Linked DNA regions of Homo sapiens: regions 2 and 3 are each linked to region 1. The links are chromatin contacts, found by Hi-C or POLR2A ChIA-PET in ENCODE. All regions are on one chromosome and are shown on one strand. The core of a region is the stretch at or near the end of the contact, and the rest is flanking DNA. Distances in the headings are between cores, read along the strand shown. Region 1 holds the start of ARAP2 (ArfGAP with RhoGAP domain, ankyrin repeat and PH domain 2). Region 2 has its middle 56 kb from the start of LINC02513. Region 3 holds the start of WDR19 (WD repeat domain 19).

What was found. Hi-C counts contacts between places; a loop is a spot of excess contacts on that map. ChIA-PET counts read pairs that join two places held with the same protein, here RNA polymerase II (POLR2A). Pooled maps may share reads with other maps.
Region 2: a map with no recorded cell type shows a loop between it and region 1 (7-fold over the local background). The contact joins the enhancer-like site here to the promoter of ARAP2 in region 1. A Hi-C loop is called at or near these places in 2 of 37 single-sample maps with no recorded cell type and 6 of 50 pooled maps. POLR2A ChIA-PET finds 5 or more read pairs at or near these places in 1 of 52 experiments (activated CD4-positive, alpha-beta T cell).
Region 3: a map of CD8-positive, alpha-beta T cell shows a loop between it and region 1 (17-fold over the local background). The contact joins the promoter of WDR19 here to the promoter of ARAP2 in region 1. A Hi-C loop is called at or near these places in 2 of 168 maps with a recorded cell type or tissue (CD8-positive, alpha-beta T cell and naive thymus-derived CD4-positive, alpha-beta T cell) and 5 of 50 pooled maps.

The regions. Positions count from the first base shown.
Region 1 is chr4:36,242,980-36,246,059 of GRCh38, forward strand. It overlaps ARAP2 (ArfGAP with RhoGAP domain, ankyrin repeat and PH domain 2), which reads right to left and starts at 1,535. Exons shown (of 33, transcript NM_015230.4): 1 at 1,200-1,535. LOC439933 (a long non-coding RNA gene) reads left to right here and starts at 1,137. Exons shown (of 5, transcript NR_122079.1): 1 at 1,137-1,232; 2 at 2,193-2,331. RefSeq lists a silencer at 1,331-1,910.
Region 2 is chr4:38,308,807-38,312,255 of GRCh38, forward strand. No RefSeq gene overlaps it. Among named protein-coding and RNA genes, the nearest start is that of LINC02513, 56 kb to the right of the region's middle. RefSeq lists enhancers at 1,599-1,728, 1,739-1,898. Within about 2 kb of position 1,770, at least 6 of the 41 ENCODE cell types and tissues checked have a DNase peak (open chromatin) inside an H3K27ac peak, as active enhancers do.
Region 3 is chr4:39,181,269-39,184,625 of GRCh38, forward strand. It overlaps WDR19 (WD repeat domain 19), which reads left to right and starts at 1,261. Exons shown (of 37, transcript NM_025132.4): 1 at 1,261-1,295. The coding sequence starts at 1,290. RefSeq lists enhancers at 930-1,109, 961-1,255, 1,380-1,529, 2,230-2,299.

The DNA of each region.
Region 1 (3,080 bases), core at 285-2,784:
CCTAGTTCCATGACCCACTTTTTTTTCTTCTTTAAACGTTGTTGGACAAAAAATGTCATGAGTATTTTCTCTCAATATTTCTCCTGTAAGTGTATGGAAGTCATAAATAAGAGTTAAAAAAAAAAGAGTTTAAAGGTATTTCTCTTTTTTTCCTTAAAAAAAGTTAGCTTGCTTTTTATCTTCCAATTACTTACGGGCAAAGTTCCATGGGCCTGTGGGGGTGTAGAGTGCTTAAGTGCAGATAAATCAATACTGAGCTTGTAAGTACAATACTATTATGAGTAATAACAATGACATCCTATTAAATGTACTTTTAAAAATAGCTTATTTTCAATACACTTCTTGATTTTTTTTAAACCGAAGGCTGTATTCTACTGAACAGCCTACTTCAAGGACAAGCTTGCAAAAAAAAAAAAAAAAAAAAAAAGAATTTGCTATCAGGATACCTACTTACAACACCCTAAGATGTCATTATTCCACACAAATTAGCTTATTTTCTTGTGTTTTCCTCTAATTATCAAAGGCTATATAATCCACGAACCCTTTCCCCAAATCAAAATAACTCCAGATCACCTCAAGGTAGGAGGTGTTTAAGAAAACAAGCCAGAATTAGATAAAGTAAAACTTACTTTATTAAATAGGATGGACACCACTTCTCCCAAGAGAACTGTCTCCAAAAGTAAACAAGAAAGATCAATCTGGTAAACTCACATCATACAGGTTCCCGTGTAAGGTATCGGGTTCAGGCAGGTGGAAGCCAAATGATCGTAATTAAAGTTAATTAACAGGCCAGTCGTCTTAACGTGGTTAACAAGCAGGGTGCGGGGCAGCACAGACACCCGGGCAAATTCATGATCTCTACCGAGTAAATAACTTGGTGCCTGAAACTCACTACAGCTTCTTCTTATTTAAAGGTAGGGGAGAGGAATGGAGGGAGTGTCCAGCTGTCTATCCGGATCCTCACCCTCCCGGGTCAAATCCCAGAAGTGGAGTTCTTGGATCACTTACCGGCTTCTGGTTTCCTTTCAGACGCCCACACGCGGGAGCGAAATCCAAGGGGCGGACACCAGAGCCGAGCACTTTGCGCTGAGGAAATTTACCCGGTGAAGTGTCGAAAAGCCCCAGCCCCTCCAGACAGGGTCCTCCCACCCCCGCGTGGGCCATCCCGGCCCAGCCTTCCCGAGGCCCCGGGTACTCGCCTTGCGCTCGGGTCGCGGAGTTCGAAAAGCGAGGTGAGGCGGCGCTGGGAAGCTCAGCGCCGGCGTCTCTCCCAGCCTTGGGCGCTCGGTCCTCGCCCCTCTGCCGGAGGCGCCAGGCCTCCTCTTTCCCGGTCCCCGCCGGCTGTCCGCAGTCGCCTCTGCTGCCTGGCGGCGGCCGCGCGGGCGGCGCTGTTAGTGGGGCCGGCGTGTCGCGGCCGCCGCACCTGGAGGCGGGGAGCGCGGGCCGCGGACCCGCGCTCAGCTCCGGAAACGCCGAGCCCGGCGCCCGCGCCTTGCTCAGGTGCTCCCGCGCCTCGCCTCGGCCGCCGCTTCCTCTCCGCCCGCGGGGGCGGGGAGCAGGCGCCCCGCGCGGGGGAAGCCGGAGCTCAACGGCGGGGGCGGCCCAGCCGGCCTCCCTGGTTCCGCAGCATAGTTGGGTGACTGACTCAGACCGCCGCGACTTGGCCGCGCCTGGCACCCTCGCCACCTGGCGCACCTCGGCCCGGAGGCGTCAGACCCCGCTGGGGAAGCTGCGGGGGCGCGCCCTGGAGCCCAGAGCGACAGGGGCATTACCCACCTTCCCGGGACGGAGATGCCCAGGACCTTGTGTTGGCTCCTCCTGGCCAGTGGGTTTGTCTGTGCGCACTCATGGGGGGTTGAATGTCAAATGGGCGGAACCTCGCCACGACTGATTATTAGTATTACTCTTCCAAGTACTTAAAGTGTTAGCTCAGCGTTTCCCAAACTGAAGACTCATCTAGGGCACTATTTTCCCCAGGCTGCTTCTATGTAAATTTGCTCCTTCTTGCACCTGTGGCGGTTAGATCCCAGAGGGGCATTTCCCCTTTGAGTTGGACTCTGACAAAGGAGGCAGCGAAGGAAAATAGGGGATCCCAAAGAACCCTTGTGGACCTCCAAATATCTAAGCGTCCGTAAAATCCAGTTATTTGCAAGTGAGTTCACAGACCAACTACTTTTTTTTTTTTTTTTTAGACAGGGTCTCACTTTGTCACCCAGGCTGGAGTGTAGTGAGGCAATCTCAGCTCATTGCGCCTCCGCCTCTGGGTCCAAGCTATCCTCCCACGTCAGCCTCCCAGGTAGCTGGGATTACAGGCGCGCACCATCAGCCAAGGTAATTTTTTTTGTATTTTTGGTATAGACGGAGTTTCGCCTTGTTGCCCAGGCTGGTCTCAAACTCCTGACCTCAAGTGATCCACCTGCCTCGGCCTCCCAAAGTGCTGGGATTACAGGCGTGAGACACTGCCCCCTACCAGCTTTTTTTTTTTTTTTTATAAACATCTCCCACAGACTACCTGAAATTCTCTTCATTAAAAGGTGAAATGTATTTATCTTTCCCCTGTTCCTGTTGATGGAAGTGAAGCAATTAAGGAAAGCGCAGACCTTATGAAAATGAGATAATTGGTGAAGTGCGGAAAGAGAGAGGCTTCCCACAAGCCTGGGCCCTTAGGATTCTTCAGTCATCACCTTCACCCACACTAACTACCTGCCCAAAGCACCGTCTTTCCCTGGGGAGACTCTGAAGCAGCTCTGTCTTACTAGAGACACCAAATATCCAGTTCCTTTTGAACTTAATACCTCATAGCCGACCTCATTTCCACCAGGAAAGTTTTATTGACATTTTCCAAACCACGGGAACTTTTTCTCTGGATTCCTATAGCATTTATAGGAGGAATTTTATTTATGTGGCTCTTTTCTGGCTTCATTCTCTGTGTGTGTGTGTTTCTTTTGTTCTTTTTCCCTTTTCCCTCTCCAAATTCTCACATACTTCTCTCTTTTTTTTTATCTCTCTCTTTTTTGTTTTTGTTTTTGTTTTCGACTGAGCCCCGCTGTATCGCCCAGGCTGGAGCGTGGAGAGCAGTG
Region 2 (3,449 bases), core at 520-3,019, 2.1 Mb after region 1:
TCAGTTTCTCTGACTGTCTCAAAAACGTTTTGAGGGATTTTCTCCCCAAATAGAATCCAAGTAAGATCACTGTAGTTGTTCTGTTTTCATCTACATGTCCCCTCCCCTCCCTTTTCCCCCTTCAAAGTCGAGAGAAAACAGGTCCTTTGTCCTACCAAGTGTTCCACACTCTGAATTTTGCTGATTTTTGTCTCCTTTGATGTCATTTAAACCATTTCTCTGTCTCTCTCCTGCATTTCTTATAAATTGGGAGGCATAAATAGAGGTACAATCTGACTCAGGTTTTGATTTTTTTGTCATTAGTCATAGGCAGTGTCATAGGCAGTGGTGTGATAATCCCACCAGGAGTACATACCGTCTGGTTATGTCTGTTTCTGTAATGTTAATATCTCTTGCCTGATCCTTTATTTTATGGGGATGCTATTCTACTATTCCTGCTTCGTTCGTTATGTGGAATATTTCCATTAAAGGAAATTTGTCCTCATCAACTCTTTAGTTACCCTAAATTTTGCACAGTAAAAGCAGGAAAAATGCTTGGTTATTTTCTATTTACCAGTTTTCAGCGAAATGAGCTATTTCCTAGCTTCTCTAAACGTGTCCGATGAGGGTTTTTTTCCTGAGTAATTTTAAACCTGTAACTTCACAAATATTGATGTGCTTCAGTCTACTGCAGTTATTGATGCTTGAACTGTATTATCTTTACCTGGGTAAACAGAACTTCCTCCATTTAGTTATTGGGTACTTGTAACACTACCCCATCATATTCTAGGCTCAACCTGTTCTATGTAATATTTTTAATGATATCTCTCCATATTATCTTTTGTTCTATTTTTCAACTAGCTGACAAACAGCTAGGAGGCGTGGCTGTTGAGGCTTCCTGGATTCATCTTCCAGCTTTTACATTTTCTGCTACATGACTTGGGCAAGTTATTTAACTTAGCTCTGCAACAATTCCTTCATCTATAAAATGGGAATCATAATAATTGTACTTACCACAAGTTGTTAATAGAAGGATAAACTGAATTAATGTATGTAAAAACACTGAGCACAGTACCTCACACACAGCAAAAACTCAACAAATAGTAGTTATTTTCATTAGGTTTAATAAGACTGCTTTAGTGTGTCCTCTTTCTAAATTTTTCTAAGCATTATTGACACAGTTGTGATTATAATTTACATTTATTTGCTTCCTGACATTTTTTCTTGTAACAACATACACATTATATATGTTCCAACAAACATTTCAGAAACACAAATTCCAAAAATGCTGTAAAACTCTATTATGTGGTAAATACCATAATTTACCTAACCTACAAGCTCTCCCATAAAGACAGCTAATTTCCAACTTTCCCTAGTATTAATACAAATAACGCAGTAGTGACTATCTTTGTGGACAGAGGTTTTTGTTTTTCTTCTACATTTAGCATTATTTCTTTACTACAAATTTCCAAAAGCGAAATGACTAAGTTTTGACCAAATTTATTTCCCCATGGTTTGTAATCGATTCACATTTACGTTTTTAGTGTGGACTGAAAAATGTTTATCCACTGCCAATTATTTTTCATGCTCTTTTATACAATCCGATGACAAAATCAAGCCATTGAAATTGGTCAGCGCTATTGAAAAAATGGTGTAGTATGGTCACAGTCTCCTAGCAGTCTATGTACAGCAATGTCAGCCTAGCTTCGTTGAGTCAAACCAGGGAGATGGAGGGAAATTTTGGCTGCCACAGCCTTGAGTGCGGTGAAAAAAGAAAAAAAAGAAAGAAAAAGAAAACCAGCACTCTGAGTAATCTAGTAATTGGGTTCTGCCCTCTCATGAGCTGACAGGAGACCACAATCACGTGAAACAACCACCAAAGATGGTAACAGCTCAGCAAGAGTGACTTGGGCTTAACAGGTGCAGAGTCCTGGCTTGGAAAGGGAGCTTGGCTTACCAGGGCTCTGCTGCACTCTTGAACCTGGCTGCAGGGGTATGAAAGGGGCTGAAATCTGGCCCAACCCCTGCCAAGCAGTGAAGCTTAGTGTGGATATTACCCTTCCAGAAGGATCCTCCCAGAAAGAGCAGATTTTTGCCACTCATCTACCCAGGAGAGGTGCTACTTTCGAATTCACACAAAGGCTGTGTGTGCCACATAGGTTCCTGACATTCCTTTGAGTGAGAAGCCTTGATCTGACAGGAAGACAGCTAGAGAGTGCTTAACTGTTGCTTCTCCAGAGTCAATTCCTTGTGGAAACTTTCTGTCCCTGCACCTGTGAAATGTGCTTAATGGATTTTGGAGACCTACGGTAAGATGGAAGATGATAGTCCTCAAAGGCCAGGAATCCCAAGGTGTATTACTTGAGCCACTCCTAAACCCAACAAAATTTCCCTTCTAAATTGCTATCCGCTCCCAAATAAGTATCTTAATTTAGCTAATTTTGTAGCCTAATGGTGAAGCTACAGACGCTAAATGAGAAAAGCCTGGATTAGAATTCTGCCTTCACTAAAATAATATCTGTGTGATCTCACATTCCTCCTTATCTGCAGATTCAGGAAATAGAAGCACCTGCTTTCCACTTTTCAGGGTTGTTTTGAGGACTAAATGAGTCACTGTGCATAAAGTATTTGGTGTGTTTTAAGTATTCCATAAAGGTGGGCTCTCACTGTTATTGTGCATTTGAGCCACCTTTGCCTCCTACCCCTTGTTTTGGGTAGGGAGTGGGTTTCTTCCTCTTGTGATGGGAATATTTCCATTTACCTGTGTTATACAGTCTTGGTTCTGGGGTTTGCATGCTGAGTGTAGCAGGAAGGGAGGAGGAAGCACTTACTTCTAAAGGGCACAGAATAGTTGCCACCTTCGTTAGCTATTCCTTTTCTATTTCCTATTCACCCAAGAGGAATTCCATGCATCTCCTCGGGCGTCTAGCACCGCCAGCGAGCAAGAACACACACCTCATTCCCTCCGATTAAAATGAGTAAGGCAAAGGGATGAAATGTTCCTTTCGGCACTCACTCAGGTAAATTGGTTCTCAGTGTTTAAAAGGAGAGAGGGGGAACAAGAATGATGCTCTGTGCCAGAGTTCTGTGTTAAGTGCTTCCAGTCCTCTGGCAAAAGCAGACTGTGCATAGCCCCACCCAGGCTTGAGGAGACTTCTCCCCACAGCATCTGTTTAAAATAAAAATATTGCCGTATGTCAGAGGAAGGTTTGAACCTTCCCACTGCTCCTCTCTTGCTCCTTCTGTCATAATGGAGGTAGAAGATTTAATGACAACCTTCCATTCCAAGGAGGAGAGACTAGATTCAAATCCTGTGATGGGGAGGAAGGACAGGAACCTAGAGGCAGAATATTGAATTCCAGGCCTTGTTCTGTCCTTTATTAGCTTTGTGAGCTTGGAACAGAGACTTCATCTTCTAGAAAGAAGTAATCTTAAGCTTAGGGTCCTTGATTGTGTCTTGCTTATGAGGT
Region 3 (3,357 bases), core at 11-2,510, 2.9 Mb after region 1:
GACCCAGATATCGGGATATCTGGAGAACAAAGGCATTCCTAATTTTGCTTTAAAGATAATAATATCAATTCCTGCAAAATAATTAAGAAAATTAATCTTTGATCACAAACCCTTGTAGCAGAGCACATCTCCCCATATATACAAGCATTGTACCTAGGGTGGATGCGTCCCTTCTCTTGCTTTCAGGAATGTCCTACTCTGTCTATGGAGTAGCTGTCCTTTCACCACTTTACGTGTTTTAATAAACTTGCTTTTCTCAGCACTGAGAACTCGCCCTGAATTCTTTCTTGCGCGCGATCCAAGAACCCTCTCTTGGGGTCTGGATCCGGACCCCTGTCGTAACGTAACTGAAAACCCCAGTGCAAAGGCATAGCACCCTACTTAAGAATTTGCAAACATTCATTATTAGTTATTTCAAATCATTGATTAACTTTCTCTAAGCCAATCAGATTCCTACCTGATGTCGAAAAGAAAAGCAAAAGGTAGACTGTTTCAACACTTTCAGACGCTTGGGTAAAAGATGCACTTTCATGCTATAAATAATGCAGCACAAATACTGTACAACAGGGCTTTATACTTGGGGAAAAGCTGCCAGATCCAAACTCTAAAGGAAAACTATTGGAGCTCATTTTTCCTGCCCACGTTAGCTAGCACATTTTGTTGACATTGAAAAAAAAAAAAGATTTTGGTGAAACTGAAAAAAAAAAAGCACCAACAACCCTACCTTGAAATAAACTATTGTACCTCTTATGCCTCCTCCCTTCTACCCCAGAAACCTGGAAGAAAAAAAGATATACCCGAGCTCGTCCAACCCCTCTTTGCGTGGACTGTATAGGAGTATTTAGCCCATCCTGCCTCCTTTAATCTAACATTCTGCGTCTTCTTTCCTTCAGCTTCTCGGCGCCCCCTTTGGCCAGCACTGACATCTTAGTCATCGCGGTCCAAAATTTACGCACGCGCCTTTGAGGGCTCACAGAGCCCGTCTCTCCCGGACGAATCTCATCCAATCAGAGCCAGCCAGGAAGCCGAGGCTCAGCAAGGCCTCGCGACGCCCAACTTCCCAGGGTTAGCGTCTCTGATGTCATGTGATTCCACCCTCCGCCTCTCACCCACCCTCGCAGAGGGCGGTGCGCTTGGCCCGGCCCCTCGAGGCACCGCCTTTCAATTAGCACTCGCTGATTGGTCGCTGCTCGCGCGGTCTCCTGGGTGACGGGAACGCGGTAGCCTGCTTGGTGGAGACCGGGTGCGCCTGCGTACTTCATAGTTCGCGTAGCGGCTCGAGCGTGGAGATGAAGGTAAATAACTTACAAATTCCCGGGGTGGGGCGGGAAAACGCGACTACTGGCCCTTGGTCGCTTTTAAAAGAGGATATCTGTCCCTCTCCCTTCTGAGTTCGTTGGAAATGAGGAAGAGAGAGAGAGAGAGAGGTGGCCAGAGAGAGCGGGGGCGAAGCTGAAGGGACGAGAGAAAGGAAAGAAAATAGGAGGAGAGGAGAGGGCGGAGAGAGAGGCCTCTCGTTTTGGGGACTGCAGACGCCGTAGAAGCGGTGCAGAAAGTGGGAACCCCTCCCTGGCCGAAATGAGCGGACTGGATCTAAAGATACCCCAGCTTCGCACGCGGAAAGAACTGGTCGAGTTAACGCGTTTGGAGGGTCGCTGTGAAGTTGACTGGGTCCGATGTCACGAGCTACCTCATTTCTTGGGGCTAAGCCTCTGGCAAGCCGCGCAGCTGCCCAGCGCCTTAAAAAGAATGAAAAGCCTCCTAAAGAATAACTTCAAAATGTATTACCTGTGACCAGTCCAATCACCTGCTAGCGAGTGTACATTATTGACGGGAAATCTGCACCCGAAAACTCAGGTCTCACGCTCATGTGCCTCATCCTCTGCACGCACGGTTTCTAGGCTTGGGCTTCTTGTTCACCCCACTTTCTGATTTATCAGAGCAGTCCCCCCTTGCTCTGCTCTGGCAAAGAAATGGAAGGCTTTTTTTTTTTTTTTTTTTTACTGAGTCTCGCTCTGTTACCCAGGCTGGAGTGCAGTGGCGCAATCTCTGCTCCCTGCAACCTCCACCTCCTGGGTTCAAGCGATTCTCCTGCCTCAGCCCCCCGAGTAGCTGGGACTACAGGCGCGTGCCACCACACCCAGCTAATTTTTTGTATTTTTAGTAGAGATGGGGTTTCACCGTGTTAGCCAGGATGCTGTCACTCTCCTGACCTCATGATCCCCCGACCTCGGGCTCCCAAAGTGCTGAGATTACAGGCGTGAGCCACCGCGCCCGGCTGGAAGGCTCAATTTTAAAATTATTTTAGATGTCCTCATGCTTCTTCGTGGCTATTAGTGTGGAAATTGGAATTGACGGACCAGTAATCATAACTCCCATTTTTATTTCTAAAGCTCTTTACAATTTATGAAATATTAGAAGTGAAGAGTTATTATTCATGATTTACAGTTGAGAATTTTTTGCTGGAGGCAATTTAAACGACTTACTTAAAGCCCTACAGCTAATAAGCTACAAACAAAATTTAAGTCTTGGTTTTTTGGTTGTGAAACTAGCAGTTTTTCCTCTGCACGGTATGTGGAGCATCTATAGAGCTCCACTGAAAAAAAATAATATGAAATCACAGCTAGAGGCAAGTCAGCCATTGAAGGTAATGAAATTCAAGTTTAAGGACTTCTCACTTGCATGAAGGAGTTCCAGGGTGAAATGGTCACAAAATTGCAAAAGTAAGATGCTTTTAAATATTCTTTCTTCATGAGTTTCTTTATGCTCTATAAAACTTTTATGTCCCATGATCATAGCCCACCTCTACTTTCAATAGAGGGGAATTTCTTCTTTAGCATGTAAAATGCTCATTGGGACAGGGTGCGGTGGCTCACGCCTGTAATCCCAGCACTTTGGGACGCCGAGGCAGGTGGATCACTTGAGGTCAGGAGTTCGACACCAGCCTGGCCAACATGGTGAAACCCTGTCTCTACCAAAAATATTTTTAAAATTAGCCGGGCGTGGTAGCGTGTGCCTGTAATCCCAGCTATTCGGGAGGCTGAGGCAGGAGAATCGCTTGAACCCAGGAGGCGGAGGTTGCAGTGAGCCAAGATCGCCCCACTGCACTCCAGAGCCTGGGCGACAGAGCAAGACGCTGTCTAAAAAAAAATAAAAATAAAAATAAACAACCTCACTGCTTTGTGTTTGGTTGTTGGTTGTTAATTTATTTATTTTGAGACGAAGTCTTGCTCTGTCACCCAGGCTGGAGTGCAGTGGCACCATCTCGGCTCACTGCAACCTCCACCTCCCGGGTTCAAGGGATTCTCGTGCCTCAGCCTCCCAAGTAGATGGGATTACAGCAAGCGCCACCATGCC